2 separate regions of the Homo sapiens genome follow, and region 1 is linked to region 2. The links are chromatin loops, found by intact Hi-C in ENCODE. Cell type or tissue: GM12878. All regions are shown on one strand. Each heading gives the region's core, and the rest is flanking DNA. Links, peaks and the distances in the headings are about the cores only. Region 1 holds the start of LOC101928277 (a long non-coding RNA gene). Region 2 has its middle 100 kb from the start of LINC03002.

Region 1 (8,340 bases), core at 171-8,170, 240 kb after region 2:
CTACTCTCAAGTATTAAAGCCAAATTATCTGACAAATTATAGGTGGCAAACAATTTGCTTCTTTCAGTTTGTGAGTATATCAATCTCCTAGGTGACAAGAGCTTTCTGGGGACAATGCTCATTACAGAAATATGGGACTAGCAAGGCAAGAATTTCAGGCATCTAGAAAGCTGAAAATAGGAATGTTCGAGGAAATGTGGAGATTTGCAGTTGGCCTCAATAAAGAGATGTGTAGAAAGACCCAGCCCGAATCTGATGCAGGGTGGGATTTGAGCCCTTGTTAGTTCTCTCTGCAGGCAGGCAGCTGCCCTGCTTACGCTCCATAGATCCCACCACACCCTCACCCAGCCACTCGGACCACTGCTCCAAACTCCTAAGGTGCCTCTCTGTTTTCACACTCCAAACTCCTAAGGTGCCTCTCTGTTTTCACACATAGCCCCTCACATTCCTCCTCCATACAGTCTTCAAAGTCATTTTGGAAAACAATTTTATAGGGTGGTGGGATCAAGTATATCCCAAACCTCAGCATCATGCAATATACCCAGGTAACAAACCTGCACATGTAACCCCTGAATCTAAAATAAAAGTTGAAATTATTTTTTAAAAAAAAGAATTTCATAAATATTCTTAAATTTCATTCATTTTACAAATGAATAAAATTATGTCACAAATCTCCCCCAAGACCTCCTTAAACCCCTTTAACAAATTTCTATTGCTGTTAGAAAACACATTACTTCTAACCATGGTCTTATAGCAGAGGTGAGCAAACTATAGCCCCTATGCCAGATCTGGCCCACTGACTGTTTCTGTACAACCCATGACCCAAGAATGAATATTCCATTATTTAATGCTTAAAAAAAAAAGTTTTATGACCTGAAAATTGCATGAAATTCAAATTACGTGTGTGCACAGTTGTTCTTACAGTCCTTATCTGTACAGTTTTTCTTAGTTATAAGAGCTTGAAATGAAAGAACTGTGCATATTTGACCTCATACAGAGTGGACAAAAAAAACAAGCCTAGTCTCTTAATGATTAAAATTGTAAGGCTACGTTAAAGAGGGTGATACGTACTGTATTTCTGGTTGGTACCAATGAGGTCTCCTGAGGCTTACATTTTTTTAGGCTTAAACTTATTAGTCTTCTGGCCGGGTGTGGTGGCTGACGCCTGTAATCCCAGCACTTTGGGAGGCCGAGGCAGGCGGATCACAAGGTCAGGAGATCGAGACCATCCTGGCTATCACGGTGAAACCCTGTCTCTACTAAAAATACAAAAAAAAAAAAAAAAATTAGCCAGGCATGGTGGCAGGCACCTGTGGTCCCAGCTACTCTGGAGGCTGAGGCAGGAGAATGGCGTGAACCTGGGAGGTGGAGCTTGCAGTGAGCCAAGATTGCACCACTGAACTCCAGCCTGGGTGACTGAGCAAGACTGCATCTCAAAAAAAAAAAAAAAAGCTATTAGTCTTCTAAACTGAAAATATACCATCCCATTCTCCAACATATTCACATTTTCTCACACAAGCATAGACGTGCATACACACGCACACACACTTGCTTTTGTGTAACTATGATTTTCCCTATATAGCTACATTATTCTATCCACCTGGTTTCCAAAATAAAACTGGAAGTCATCTTTGATTCTGTCCTCTCCCTCTCCATTGGCATTGGGCAGCTACCATTTGTTGCAATCTACCTCTTTAAAAACCCTGATATCCATCCTTTTCTCCCCCTAAGACAGCCGCCCAATCCCACCACTCAACACTCTGCAGTAAAAAGTCTGTCTCTTCCCTCAAGGAGCAGACCTATTTTTGCTTGGTCTTTGTGCCTCAGCTCCTGACAACACAGTGCCTGGCACCTAGTAGGGTCTCAATTGTGCTTACTAAATGAACGATTTTTCTTATGCAATCTCTTCCTTCATTTGCGAAACCATATGGGTGCCCAGGTGGTATGACTGGCAGGAAACCAAATGGAATCCAGAAGTGATACAAAGGGACCTCCCTTAGAAATCTCCACTGGTGGAATGGATTTAACTCCCGAGCTAAAGTGTTATATTTCCGGGAGATCTGTGGTAATAATCAAATAGGTTCTCTAAGACATGAATTATCACATCAGTTCAGATCAATGTATTTCACCAACTCTCGAGATCCAGAGGGAATGGGACATAGGACAGGTGAGTTGGGGGGCGGTTAAGGAGGTCAAGTGAGATCCACAGCATAAGACATTGCCCCATGGAGGAACCGGGTCTGAAGGAAAATTACAGAACTAAAACTCAGGTCATTTAGGCTTTGCCTGTAAAATTAGATGTATCATAAGAAAGAAAAGCCAATAATTCATGTTTGAGTCAGAAATAGGAGAGGCTATACTTCCTGTCTGGGGCCACAGCCTCTTAGGCTCTGCTTCTACTTAGAGTAATAATTCTCATTCTAGACATGAATCTAATAAAACCATGTGTTTGGATTTCCTGGAATTTTTCTGACTGTGAATATAGACTTGTTCCCAAAAACTTCCACGTTCCATCTGCCCTCCTAAATGGGCAGTTTCCACGATGTCAGCAGAGGAAATGCAGGGAGCTGCCATGATGTCTGCCCGCTGCTGCCAGATCTCATCCAAGTGGCAGGTGAAGATTTATTCACACCCAGATACACAAGCCACTGAATTCATTTTTTAACTTATTGTCTGAGTGGAAATAGGAGGAAATAAGAGCTAACGAAATAATTCAGTTGGTCAGAAAGTGTTTTATATCTTATTTATAAGAGTGCTCTAAACCGAGTTGAATCATCTCCAGATCTACCAGATGTCACTGGTTATTAGGAGTTGCTACAAGTCACCAAGCTCCTCCCTCCCTCTTTTGCTTTTGTTCTCCTATTCTTTCTTCCTTATTTTCCTCCCTTCTTTTTCCTTCCTTCCTTCCTTCCTCCCCTCTTTTCTCCTCCCTTCCTCCCCTCCTCTCCTCTCTTCTTTCCTTTCTTCCCTCTCTCCTATATTAGTTCTCTTGGGCTGCCATAAAAAAATACCACAGGCCAGGCACGGTGGCTCACGCCTGTAATCCCAGCACTTTGGGAGGCCAAGACAGACGAATCACTTGAGGTCAGGAATTTGAGACCATCCTGGCCAACATGGTGAAACCTCGTCTGTACTAAAAATACAAAAATTAGCCGGGCATGGTGGTGCATGCCTGTGATCCCAGCTACTTGGGAGGCTGAGGCAGAAGAATTGCTTGAACCCAGGAGGCAGAGGCTGCCATGAGCTGAGATCACACAACTGCACTCCAGCCTGGGCAACAGAGTGAGAATCCGTCTCAGGAAATGAAATAAAATAAAATAAAGGAAAATAAAATAAAATAAAATACCACAGACTGAGTGGCTAAAACAACACAAATGTATTTTCTCACAGTTCTAGAGGCTGGAAGTCCACAATCAAGGTGCCAGCAGGGTTGGCTTCCTCTGAGGCCTCTTTCCTTGGCTTGCACATGGCAGCCCTCTTGCTGACTGCACAGGGTCTTGCCTCTGTGAAAACCTGTGTCTCTCCTCATGTCCTGATCTCCTCTCTCATTAGGACACCAGTCAGATTGGATGAGGACCCACCTTAAAAGCCCCATTTTAACTTAATCACCTCTTTAAAGGTCACATTCTGAGATACAGGGGCTGACTTCAACCTATGAATTTGTGGGGGGCACAATTCAGCCCATAACACACTCCCCCTTCTTCCTTTCCTTCCTTGTTGAGGGCTTATCACAGGCCAGATGCTATAGAGAGGAATGAGACAAAGAGAATATCACAGACCAGATGCTACAGAGAGGAATGAGACAAAGAGAATCCCTAACACTAACACACACACACACACACACACACACACACACACACACACACAATGATGTTACCAAAGCTCTCTTGTTTTCGGAGAGTGGCTTCTTGGACTGAGACCAGTGTTGGCTTTTGTCACATTACAGTTTAGGGTGCAGCATGCCCCGTTCTGTTGAGCGGGGTAAGGGCCAAGACAGGGTGGGACAGTGATGATGACTGAGAGGAGTTTGACCCCTGGCTCTGCCTTTGACTTTATGAATGACATTGACAGGGGATCTGGGCTTCAAGATGCTCGCATGTGGAAAGAAGGGGTGGGATTCGAAACCTACTCAAGCCCTCTCAGTCTCAGTTGATGATAGTACCTGAAAGACCTCCTTGATGTGGGAAGGGCTCAGGGAAGACCCAAGTCTTCCAAGGTCTGAAATATTCAAAGGAAAACAAACCAAAACTGGCTCTTTGAAACGCGTGTCTAGCAAGGAATATGTACTAAATATAAGCGATTCCTATTTCTACTGACGTAAAAGATTAAAATTGCTTTTCTGGGTCAGGCCTTTGCAGGAGCAGAGCTTGTGAGAATTGGAAAGGCTGTTAAGCGCCAGGAAAAATATTCTGCAGAGAAGCAGCGTCACCTGCTGGGATGCAGTGGTGTTGCATGTGATAAGTGAAATGACGAATCGTCAGCCTGGGTTTCTACTGAATATGAAATCAGGAACATTAATCTTAATCAAAAGCTGAGTTTTCAAGACCACCAAACTGCGGAAAGATTTCTCCGCAGGTTAATTTTAGCCATGTTTTAGATTTATTTTTGCTTCAAACTATTCACCCATGCTATACATCTTTCTTTATAAATCAGACTCAATGATATGTGCTAGTAAAAGCCAGTTAGTCAAAATCTGTTATTTAGAGGACACAGCTAGGATCACAGGGCTGAAGTCTCCCTTAGTTCAGGCTTCATTAAACAGCCACCCAACTCATCAGCTTCCCAGACCTCCAAGTCTCCTTCCAGCTCTAGAATTTAGCCACATGTATTTACTGAGTTCTGTTAAACACGGGACATTTTGTGTACTGAAAGATGTATGGAGAAATGTAAGATATGTTCCTGATCTCTTGTTTTGGAGACTTGGCATTAAAGTATACAAAGATAAATAGTAATTATAAAAGTTAATAATCACGCTATTAAACAAATAAAGTATGTTCAAGAGTGGTATAGACCAATGGCTACTCTGAGAGCCAGTATTTCTGGCTGGGGGCAGAAAGAATTTAAGGGTTTCTTGAGCCACATGTGAAAAAATAACAAGAATTTTGATGAAATTCATGGATAATAAGAAAAACTGAAGTAAGCACCAAAAAATGGAGACCAAGAACATGTTAAACGTTTTTGATAAGAAAAAAATGAAATGTGCTTGAGAAACACCAGGAAAATCAATTTAACCTGAGTAGGAATTTTTAGGAGAATAGTTTGAGATAAGGCAGGAAAAGGAAGCTGAGACATGATGATTCTGTAAATGCAAGGATAAGGAAGTTTGAGCTTATTATTGTAAGCAATTGAAAAGCATTGAAGATTTCTGGGAAGGAAAATAAAGTGATAAGAACTGTGTCTTAAGAAGACTCACCTGGCAATCACATGCAGGAAGGAATGATTCTAAGATGTGAAAAGATGCCCTGAATGTGTAAAAGGCAGAGTGGTAGAAAGAGGATTTTCAAGGTCACAAATGTGTATGTAAAAGCAGCAGAGAAATCTGGCTCTTTGATACTTTTTTGTATCAAACAATATACTCTAACTTAATATAATTTTTTTTTTTTTTTGTGAGAAAGAGTCTTGCTCTGTCGCCCAGGCTGGAGGGCAGTGGCGGGATCTAGGCTCACTGCAACCTCTGCCTCCTGGGTTCACGCCATTCTCTTCCCTCAGCCTCCTGAGTAGCTGGGACTACAGGTGCCCGCCACCCTGCCCGGCTAATTTTTTGTATTTTTTGTAGAGATGGGGTTTCACTGTGTTAGCCAGGATGGTCTTGATCTCCTGACCTCGTGATCTGCCCACCTCAGCCTCCCAAAGTGCTGGGATTACCGGTGTGAGCCACCGCGCCTGGCCAATTTAAAATAATTCTAAAGACATGAATGTAAGAGCTAAAAAACTATGAAACTGCTAGAGGAAAACTTTGGGGAAATGCTTCAGGACATTGATCTGGGCAAAGGGTTTTTGATTAAGACCTCAAAAGCTCAGGCAACAAAGTAAAAATAGGCAGATGGGATTACCTCAAGCTAAAAAGCTTCTGCACAGCAAAGGAAACCATTTTAAAAAGTGAAGAGACAACCTACAGAATGGGAGAAAATATTTGCAAGCTGTCCATTCAACAAGGATAAATAACCAGAAAATACAAGAAACTCAAACAAGTCAATAGCAAAAAACAAACAAGCAAACAAAACAAGAAAAAACCCCCAAAATGATCCAATTAAAAAAATAAGCAAAAGATCTGAATAGACGTTTCTTAAAAGAAGGCATGTAAACGGCCAACAGGTGTATGAGAAAATGCTCAAACTACTAATCATCAGGTAACTGCAAATCAAAAACCACAACAAGAGAACATCTTACCCCAGTTGGAATGACTGTTGTCAAAAAGACAAAAATTAACAAATGCCAGTGAGGTTGAGAAAGGGGAACGCTCTGACACTGTTGGTAGGGATGTAAAGTAGTACAGCCATTATGGGAAACAGTATGGAGGTTCCTCAAAGAACTAAAAACAGAACTACCATATTAGCCAGCAATCCCACTGCTGCGTATATACTCAAAAGAAAGGAAATCAGTAATCAAAGAAATTTCTGCATTCCCATGTTTATTGCAGCACTATTCACAATAGCCAAGATATGGAATCAACTAAAATGCCCATCAATGAATGCATGGATAAAGAAAATGTGGTACATGTACATAATGGAATATTATTCAGCCATAAAGAAGAATGAAATCCTGTCATTTACAGCATCACAGATGGAACTGCAGGTCATTATGTTAAGCGAAATAAGCCAGGCACAGAAAAACAAATATCACGTTTTCACTCATATATGGGAGCTTACAAAGTTGATTTCATGGAGGTAGAGAACAGAATGATGGTTACCAGAGGCTGGAAAGAGTGTAGAGGAGGGGAGATGGAGAGAGGGGGGTTAATGCATATAAACATACAATTAGATAGAAGGAATAAGTTCTAGTGTTCAATAGCACAGTAGGACGACTATAGTTAACAATAATTTATTGTATATTTCAAAATAGAGGAGAAGATTTTGGATGTTCTCAACACAAAGAAATGATAAATGTTTGAGGTGATTGATATTTCAATTATCCTGATTTGATCATTACACATTGTATGCATGTATCAAAATATTACATATACCCCCAAAATATATACAATTGTGATATGTCAATAAAAAATACAAAAAATAATAATTCTCTATATTAACCAAGGGAATGGTCACATGGAAAGAAAATGAAAAGGAAGAAAAAAAAAAAAAGCTAAAGAGAAGGATTCTGACCCAAAGCCTAAGAGAAGCATTGACAGTGTTTTAAAGACCCCCGAGACATCTAGAAGAATAAGAATTGAGAAAAGAATTGGGAAAAGAATTGGTTAGACATTGTTTCACATTGCAAATAATGCATAAATAATGAATTAATTGATTGACTAATTATTTAATTTTCTTTCATTATAAAGGTTTGGGCAGGAGGGAGACTTAGAAATCATCTTCCTCTCAGGACAGTAAGAATTTGTGCAACAACTTTTTAAATAGCCTTCCAACTTCAGCGTTGGGTTCAATAATGTGAGGTCACTCCTGTGCTAAGTGGACTATCCAAAGACTTGCAAACCCCCAGAGGTAGGTATCAGATATGATTACACATATCACATATGATTACACATATCTCAACACCCGTTTTTCCTCCAAAGGTTAGATCACCACAGCCATTCCAGATTGTCCATTTTGTCAATGTCCTTCTACATACAGGGGCCAGCATTACTGAGCACATTGCCTTAAAAGTGTCCTAAAAATCAGAGTATTGAAGAGGATGATAACATCTCCCTGCTTTGGTTCACAGAGCAGAGCCTGTAAGTGTGCTCAGTCTGTGTCTGTGCAGGACAAGGGGGAGGATCTTTTTATTAGATACTCAAGTAAACAAGGTTACTTCAGTCCTACACTTGTGCACTTAACTGTGCTGAACCTAAATGTGGCATGTTTTTGTTACTCCCTTTAGTGTTTTATTTTTTTGACAGCATTTCAGCCCAGACCTAGCACTAGATCTTGTACCTGGAAAGTATTTAATATTTGGTGGATAAATAAATCAAAGGATATACTTTTTAAATTTACATTCTGTCAGCACATATGTTTACACTTCTTCTCAGTTTCCAAACATTTGAAAATCTGACAGGCATACTATATCAGTTAGGGATGCTTTTGGCAGCAAGTAACAGAAAAATTTGAGCACAAAAACCTAAACACACGAGTTTAATTTTTCTCACATAACAATAAATCTGAGAGTAGGCAGCCCTGGGCTCATGTT
Region 2 (8,340 bases), core at 260-8,259:
TGTGGGCCTGTGTTGTCTACTTTCCCTTCATCCTCAGCTTTGTATTTCACAGTGTTGGTGATATATGGAAAAAAAACTAAGACACAGTCCTTTAGGAATTGCCAAAACTCCTATCTAAATGTGAGTGAGCAATGAAAAATAAGATACATGAAATATGAGGGCTGAGAAAGTGTGTTTTAGGGATGGGAGTGAGAGCTCCTCGTACTGTGTGGGTAGACTAAAGCAAGCTGCCAATCAAGATCTCCTTAAGATTATTTAGCAGGGGGAAGGAGAGAAGAGGGGGCGATCACTTAGTGAGCTGAGCACAAGAGGAATACCTCGCAGCTTTAGAGAATGTTTAGAGGTAGAAGTGCGAGTGGGCAGCCCACATTTCTTCTGCTCCCACCACCGCCATCACACTGTCTCCTTGTCTGCTAAAATTTCATTATTTTTCCATCAAGCACTTACTCTCCAAATTAGGCAATCCTAAAATGCATTTAATTCCATATACCTAGGATCTGTTCAGTAGGCAAATGCCCTCACATAAAAATACTTTTGCAAGAATTGAAACTTCACTGTCTAATCAGGCCACTGATATTCTCTTAAACTAGTCTGTGCTTTCCATTTAAATTGTACCCAGGGAGGAAGTATCCTGTGGTGGAGAAAGCATTCACCTGAGAATCTAAAGACCTGCACTCTAGTTCCTCATTTGAGACTCAGAAATTCTGTGACCTTGAGCAAATTTTGGCCCTTAGTATCTTCACTGGGATAAAATAATGGAGAAAAGTTACCTTTCAAATCCCTTCTCACTCCAGAATGCTGTTTTGCCAAGCCTATTAGAGGAGAACTAATGTTTTAACAGTTCAGTTCTATTGAGTCAGCACATATTTATTGAGCATCTACTGTTGTGCCCTAGTGACTTAAAAGCATTGATAAAAGTGCATTCTTAGAAACATGCAATGCACTGGGCGAATCCTACTCATTTTATAAACATGCTGTGATGGTGATTTTACTTAATCCACAGACCCTGAAACCTCCCAAGCAGGTAGCTCAGTGTAGTGGCAGTTTTAAAATGACAAAGACCTCTTTCTTGAAAACTGACTCAGCTACAATCAGTGTGCTTGTGACAAGACACTTCACTTTTCTTGGTCATGATTTTCTTCTCTGTGAATTTGGGACAATGAGGCCCACCTTAAATGGCTATGGTGAAGAGCAAGAACCCTACCTTCAGTAGAACAGCTGAGCAGAATAACCTAGTAGGAATATATTAAGTTTTGAGCTCAGCAGACCAGGTTCAAGGGCTGGCTTTATGATTTCTTAGATATGTTACTGTTTGAAAGTCAGTTAATTTCTCCAAGCCTCAGCTTCTTGTGTGAGATGGGATAATAACATTTACCACACACAATTACTGTATGGGAAGAGTTCAGCATAGTTTGTAACACTTGGTAAGAATTCAGTTAATAAGAGCAATTACTGTGAATTACCTACAAATTCAGAATTGGCCTATCTAGACACAGTAAGCAGCTGGAGTTTACTTTTGTATTACAAAGGGAAGGAATCATGTCAGAAAAGAGTATAAATGGTCTCAGGGCAGTGGCTCACACCTGTAATCCCAGCACTTTGGAAGGCCAAGGCAGGTGGATCACTTGAGGTCAGAAGTTCGAGACCAGCCTGACCAACATGATGAAACCCCGTCTCTACTAAAAAAATAATAATAATACAAAAATTAGCTGAGTGTGGTGGCAGGCGCCTGTAGTCCCCGCTACTCGGGAGGCTGAGGCACGAGAATCACCTGAGTCTGGGAGGCAGACATTGCAGTGAGCCGAGATAGTGCCACTGCACTCCAGACTGGGTGACACAGTGAGACTCCATCTCAAAAAAAAAAAAAAAAAAGAAAAAGAAAAAGAAAAAAGTATAAATGGTAGTCTTAGAAAAAATTCTAATCTACCTAAAAGATAAGCTATTGTTACATAGATATAACCAACTCCATGTATTGAATTTACACAAAAATAATGATTGCGATGAAAACAAAGGTTAACATTGCTTTGATTTGCAAATTATTCTATTTGTGACAAAGACTTCTACCTAACCTATTATTTGTGAAGTTATTTCAGTATTTGAAATAGAGATTAAAAATATTGTATTTTCTTGGCACGATTGAAGTTTGGAGGGGTTGAAAGTGAATTTACTTTGAGGCATTAGGTTCTTTGGTATGGGCAACTATGATTCAATTTATTAGAAGGATATTGGTGACCACAACACACCAAATCAATGGAAGTCTGAAGGAGCAGTTCCAGAAGTAGAATAGGAACAAGGAAAGAGACTTTTGGCAGGAACAGTTTCTTCCCTCCTTGTATCTGGGTTGAAAGTCCAGTTGACCAGGCTTAGATCTTAGAAGGCCTTCCCTCCAGATCCTTTCAACAGAAAGAATCTGTCCAGAGGCTACTCTTTACTTTCATTGAGGAAGAACAGATTATCTGAATTTTCTGATCTACTAGAACTCTCCACAATGGGGGAAAAGCAAATCCTCCAAAGGAAATGGAAGATGTTGATAGGAAGTGGAGATGGATGTTGGGTGACCAATATTAACAAAGGTCCCTACGGACAGACTTGTTTCCATATTTGACTCTGCCACTTGCTATACAAATTACTCCACTTTCCCAAGTCTATTGTAAAATGAAGGTAATGGTAAACCCAACTCCACAGGATTGCTATGAAATATAAATATAGCAATGTTTATAAAGTGCCCAGCATAATAACTGTCACATAAGTATGTCTATTAAGTTTCAGTAAATCAAACTTTCCTTTCTTATTTCAGTGATGCCTGTGTTAGGCTTTTCTATATTAGCTCCATGTATATTTACTTATATATTTCTTACATTCATGTGTATTAGTATTTTATTATCAAAGTATGTACTTCCAGAGAAAAAAGATCATGCCTCACTTTAACCAGTGCCATTTGCTTTTGATGATGACAGTGACAATAACAATAATAACAGGGAGGCATTGTCCTAGTAATTAGTTTTAAGTACTTTTTGAGACTTTAAAAATAATCTACATAATATGGTATTTATACACATAGTCAATGGTTATAGTTATGTTTAGCATATAGGTATCCATTTTCTTTTTCATGGTCACGCTGAGGGACCCTGATGACACATAGACCATATTGCCCTTACAAGGCTCTTAATGACAGAATGGTTGGCATAGCCTTACTTTCCTAAATAGTTTGCTGATTCACTTGTTCCATTTTTAGACATCAGCAGATCGGCATTGGTGACATCTGCTAATTATTTGGTTTGACTCGTGACTGGCATGAGACTTCCATCTGCATCAATCAGTAAGACATGATTAGTGTGAGGTTAATACCACCCAATCCATGACCAATTTGTTGTAATGAGAAGCCTTGTTTATTTATCGGTTTTCCCCAGAGGTAATCATTTGTTGGAAACATAGCTGCCAAAAGTCACATTGTCTTCGTATTAATAGCTTATCAACTCTCAAATTGCATTGACCTACCCAATTACATATTTAAGACCTTCTGCACCTCTCTTACGGTTTCCACCTCTCATTTCTACCTGGAAACAGTCTTGGAAGACAGCTGAAGACTGTGCTTCTATGGTTCGTCCTTCCTTGTTTCCCTAGTACAATATTTTGAGACATCCCCTCAAATGGCCCTCTTCTTTCTAAACCATCATCATGTGACAGTCACAGCTTCATTAAGACATGTTAGTTACGCTTCCTGGTTTAATTCAGAGTGAATTAAATCATACTCAATAAACTCACCAAGAGTTTTGTTGGTTTCTTGTGTAATGCTTGGGTAAGATTAGAAAGGCAATGACCTCCAATCATGGTAGTAGCTAATTCCTTGTTTAATACTTTAGGTCAAAGTGAGTGCACATTTCACCATTTTGTGGTCTACCAGAGCAAACACAGAAGAATGCTTTCTGCCCCCTGGTGCTCATTGTCTGCTACTGCAGCAGATGAGTCAGCTGAGATATGTTCCAGACAGAAGCAGAAGGAATTGTGTCTCTACTGCTTATAGCACATGAGCAAAGCCACAACTTTTCAGTGCGTCACATGTCAGATACCTCCTAAATATGCAAGTGTCAGGGAAATGAATGAAGAGGATCTCTCAATTCTGTAACAGGAAGCACCACTGGGGAGAATGGCAGAGGCTCTGGGCTCTGGCTCTTGTTGCTTCATTAGCCTCTCATCTGGGAGCCCTCTGGGGTGCTGGCTGGTCCACCCTGGCCATGTCTGGGTCTCTTGATTATGCCAGGTTATTCCCTGACTCAACACACTGACATGTGCTTCTCTCTCTGCCTAAAAACTTCCTCACCCCCTTCATCTCCTAAATCGTATCTCTCCTTCAGAATGTAGCTGAAGGGCCACCTTCACAGGAAAGTCTCAATCAGGACTTCCTTAAATCTTCTCATACCACCTGATTCTTCTCCTTCAAGGCACCCATTACGATTGTAATTGAATAACTAAATTGTTTAATGAATGTACAATCTGCTAAAATGTAAGCCCCTCTAAGGTCTTATTTACATTTGCATTTCCCATAGGTGTACAACATAATTTTTAAATGAATGAATGAATTCTGAAGCGAAAACATAACATTCTTAAATTTGACAGCCCTTTTGTTTGCAGATAAACCAAAGCCAGGCTTATCCTGGAGTATAATTTCAAAGATAACCAGGGGAAGAAGAGAGGAGAAGATAGGGAAGGGGTGGGACTGAATTGGGTCAAGGTTCTCTTCATTCTGTCTCACCAAGGAATAGTTGTACGCTAATGTAATTAAATGCCAAAACTAGCTTGCAGAAACTTTTCTCTTTTCTCAAAGTTCTCTAAGTTTACAAAGAGTAAGCATGCTTTTCAAATCCTACTTATTTTTTATCCTTTGCCTATAGTATGGATCCACCCTCCAAGACTCTGAAAGTTTTTAATTGTAGTATCTGTGCATGGAACATAAGCTTAATTACTAAGGCAATGCCCATTGCTTTGTAGGGCCACGAACAATGCTTTTCATTACTGGGCATAAAGTACTCTGTTGTTATTTTCTCTATAGCCTTATATTGGAATAAGCAATAATTGTAGTTTATTCTTTACAGATGGAGGCAATAAGCACAGACAGATCTGGAACCCTTGCCTACTGTGACATACAGCCGCAGTAGCAGGCAAGCCTGGGTCAGCTCCAGAGCGGCAATGGAGGGAAATTCCCAGGACTCTGGGTGTCTTGGAAGTTTCCAAGGCCTGCAACTGATCACAGATCCTGGTTTTCCTCCCATTGGCTAAAAAGATAATAAATACAAGTTACAGCTTGACTACTGTCTGAAAAAATCTTGTAATGGTTAATGGAAGAAAGAAGAGAAAGTCCAGATGTTTGTTTTTTTTCCCTGCTTAGTGTGAGTTGAATGCTAACTTGAGACTAGGTCTAAAGTAGATCAGAAAATGCTTTCTCTTTATAAGTCAATTCATACCAGAAAAAATATAGGACACAGACAATGCCCAATAGTTACACTGGGACATGGAAATGGAGAGGAAGGGGAGTAACACTTGTGGGGTTGATATTATCATTTCATCATCTATCTGAAATATCGCACAAGGGAGGGAAAACTGAAACAGTAAAAGCCACATACAGATTCCACTGTTTTTAACATTACATTTGTTTCTCATTCATTTAACTTTCAATAAATATTTATTGAAAACTCGCAATATACTAAGCTTTGAAAACACAACAAAGAATAAAATGAAGCCCTTGGTCTTTTGGACTTTACTTTTCATGGGCAGGGTACAGATAGAGAACAAGGCGGAATAATGTTCAAGTAAATAAGCCAGGTAATTTCAAACACTAATAAGCGTTACAATCATGATAAAGCAGGGCGATGTGATTGAGAGTGGCTGGAGGTGAGGGTTTGTTTTAGATCTGTGCTGTCCAATACAGTTGCCACTAGCCATATGTGCCTCCTGAGTATTTGAAATGTGTCCAGTCCATGTTGAGATGTGCTGTAAGAGATGAACTGAATTTCAAAAACTTAGTATGAGAAAAAGAATAGAAAATTATCTCATTAACATTTTTATACTAATCGTTGAAAATATCTTAGATATACTGGATTAAATAAAAATATCATGAAGAAGGATTTAACCTCTTTTTATGTGCTTTCACTGTGGCTACTTGAGCATCTAAAATTGCACTCACACTTGTTCTTTACCTTTTTGTACTGAGCAGCACTATGGATGGATAGTGTCGTCAGGGTGGGCCACCCAGCCTCTTAAGAAGATGATAATACACTTAGGAGGAACTGGGCATGCAAAGGTCTCAGGGCAGAGTAGTGCAGGCAAGGAGAACAGCAATTGCGAAGAACCTGAGGTGGGAACCAGCTTGGTGAGTTGGAAAAGAAAGAAAGCCAGTATGCCTGGAGAGAAGGCCAGGAGACAAGGAGGTCAAAAATAAGGTAAACCCCCGAGACCAAGGCTTGCTCATGCAGGGCTTTGTAAATGAGAGTAAAAAGTTTAATACAAGGCTGGTCACAGTGGCTTGCACCTGTAATGCCAGCACTTTGGGAGGTTGAGGCAGGAGCATCACTTGAGGCCAGGAGTTCAAGACCAGCCTGGCCAACATGGCAAAACCCCGTCTCTGCTAAAAATACAAAAATTAGCCAGGTGTAGTGGCACACTGCATGCCTGTAATCCCAGCTACTCGGGAGACTGAGGCAGGAGAATCGCTTGAACCCGGGAGGTGGAAGTTGCAGTGAGTGGAGATTGCACCCCTGCCCTCCAGCCTGGGAGACAGAACAAGACTTCACCTCAAAAAAAAAAGTTAAACACAGGCTTTCCATAAAATATTGAATATTAGAGCAGATTTGCTCCTGTGTAATTTCCCAGGAACTGTTCCATAATATTAATATTCAGCATGAAACCCTGGTTTAAAAATGCAAAGAAACCCATTCAGCTTAGAATAGCTCCATGCTAATGAAGGCTTAGACTGGAATATGCATTTACTAAACTCATTTATTTTCATATAATCGTTATAATGTTTCTGTGTAGCTGCTTCCTTGTAAGAAGGAAGAACATAGATAGAGAATGCACTCAAATTAATTAAATAAGAATCTCAGGTTCATCTTCTTCTACTTTACTCATTGCAAGCTCAAACTCTGAGGGTGTGTGTAATAGAGGAAGGCAGGCAAACCTGAGTCCACCCAGAAAGTATAGGGTACAGGTTGGGAGATAAATATTAAAGTTTTCACTTCTTTACACATGAGTGTGTCCACCATACACAGATTTTCTACTGGGCTACTCCCAGGAAAAAGAAAATAAACTGAGTATGTTCTTTCTTTCCCTGGGGGAGTGGTTCAAAAAAAAAAAAGTAGTGAATCATTTAATGACCAAATATTTCTGATGTATTTTAGAGTTTATATAATGAATGTATTTGTTATAAAAGCAAAATTTTGAGTTTCACCAGTAGAAACACTTCGTTCCCAAATGTCAAAGTGAAACTGACATCCATAATTATCACGCAGCTCTCTCTTTCTCTCTCTCTCTCTCTCACACACACACACACACACACACAAAGGCAAAGTTTATGTGTCCTCACAAGGGATATGTGGTTACTAAATTTAAAAGGAATGGCCCAAGTATTTGAGATTATCTAGGAACAATGTCAAGACTGGTGCCTTGTCAGAATATGTCCAACCCTGTAAGTCACTGGGTCCTTGATCATCAAAAGCAGGGCAGAGCTCTTGCTGCACCCAGGTCATTAGAAACTCATGTGTGGGCAGAGCTCTGGGTTACAAGGCACAGGTGGGGCAAGGTGAGTCAGTCAGGTGTGTTCCTTTTCTTTAAGAGTCCTTACTCGACCAGGCACGGTGACTCATGCCTATAATCCCAGCACTTTGGGAGGCCGAGGCAGGTGGATCACCTGAGGTCAGGAATTTGAGACCAGCCTGGCCATGGCAAAACCCTGTCTCTACTAAAAATATAAAAAATTAGCCAGGTGTAGTGGCAGGCACCTATAATCCCAGCTACTTGGGAGGCTGAGGCAGGAGAATCACTTGAAACTTGGAGAAAAGGTTGCAGTGAGCCAAGATCACGCCACTGCACTCCAGCCTGGGTAACACAGCAAGACTCAAAAAAAAAAAAAAAAGAAAAAAGAGTCCTTACTCTCTGATATTATGGATGAATGGGGTCACAGTGCTTTGCTCTGATTACTAAGACTCTACATTCACAAGTAGTTTGTAGACCTAGAACCTAGATTTAGACTTATGGATGTTTCAACAAGTGAAAACTTATGAATTGTGATGGCTTAAATGGATCCTAAGTGCATTACTGACTTAACTCTCTCAAAAATAAAAGCCTCTA

What was found. Hi-C counts contacts between places; a loop is a spot of excess contacts. Peaks named below come from ENCODE experiments on the same cell type or tissue, not always from the same donor. Only the 100,000 strongest peaks of a DNase experiment are listed, where the experiment ranks them.
Region 1: a loop joins it to region 2, with 3.0 times the contacts of the local background. A loop is called at or near these places in 31 of 110 quality-filtered maps.

What each region holds. Positions count from the first base shown.
Region 1 is chr6:134,878,211-134,886,550 of GRCh38, forward strand. LOC101928277 (a long non-coding RNA gene) reads right to left here and starts at 1,154. Exons shown (of 5, transcript XR_001744364.2): 1 at 1,072-1,154. In GM12878, for the core only: a CTCF peak has its summit at 4,434 (motif pointing left); no DNase peak of the experiment used is centred there.
Region 2 is chr6:134,637,190-134,645,529 of GRCh38, forward strand. No RefSeq gene overlaps it. Among named protein-coding and RNA genes, the nearest start is that of LINC03002, 100 kb to the left of the region's middle. In GM12878, for the core only: a CTCF peak has its summit at 3,939 (motif pointing left); a DNase peak (open chromatin) is centred at 3,932; H3K27me3 peaks cover 196 bases.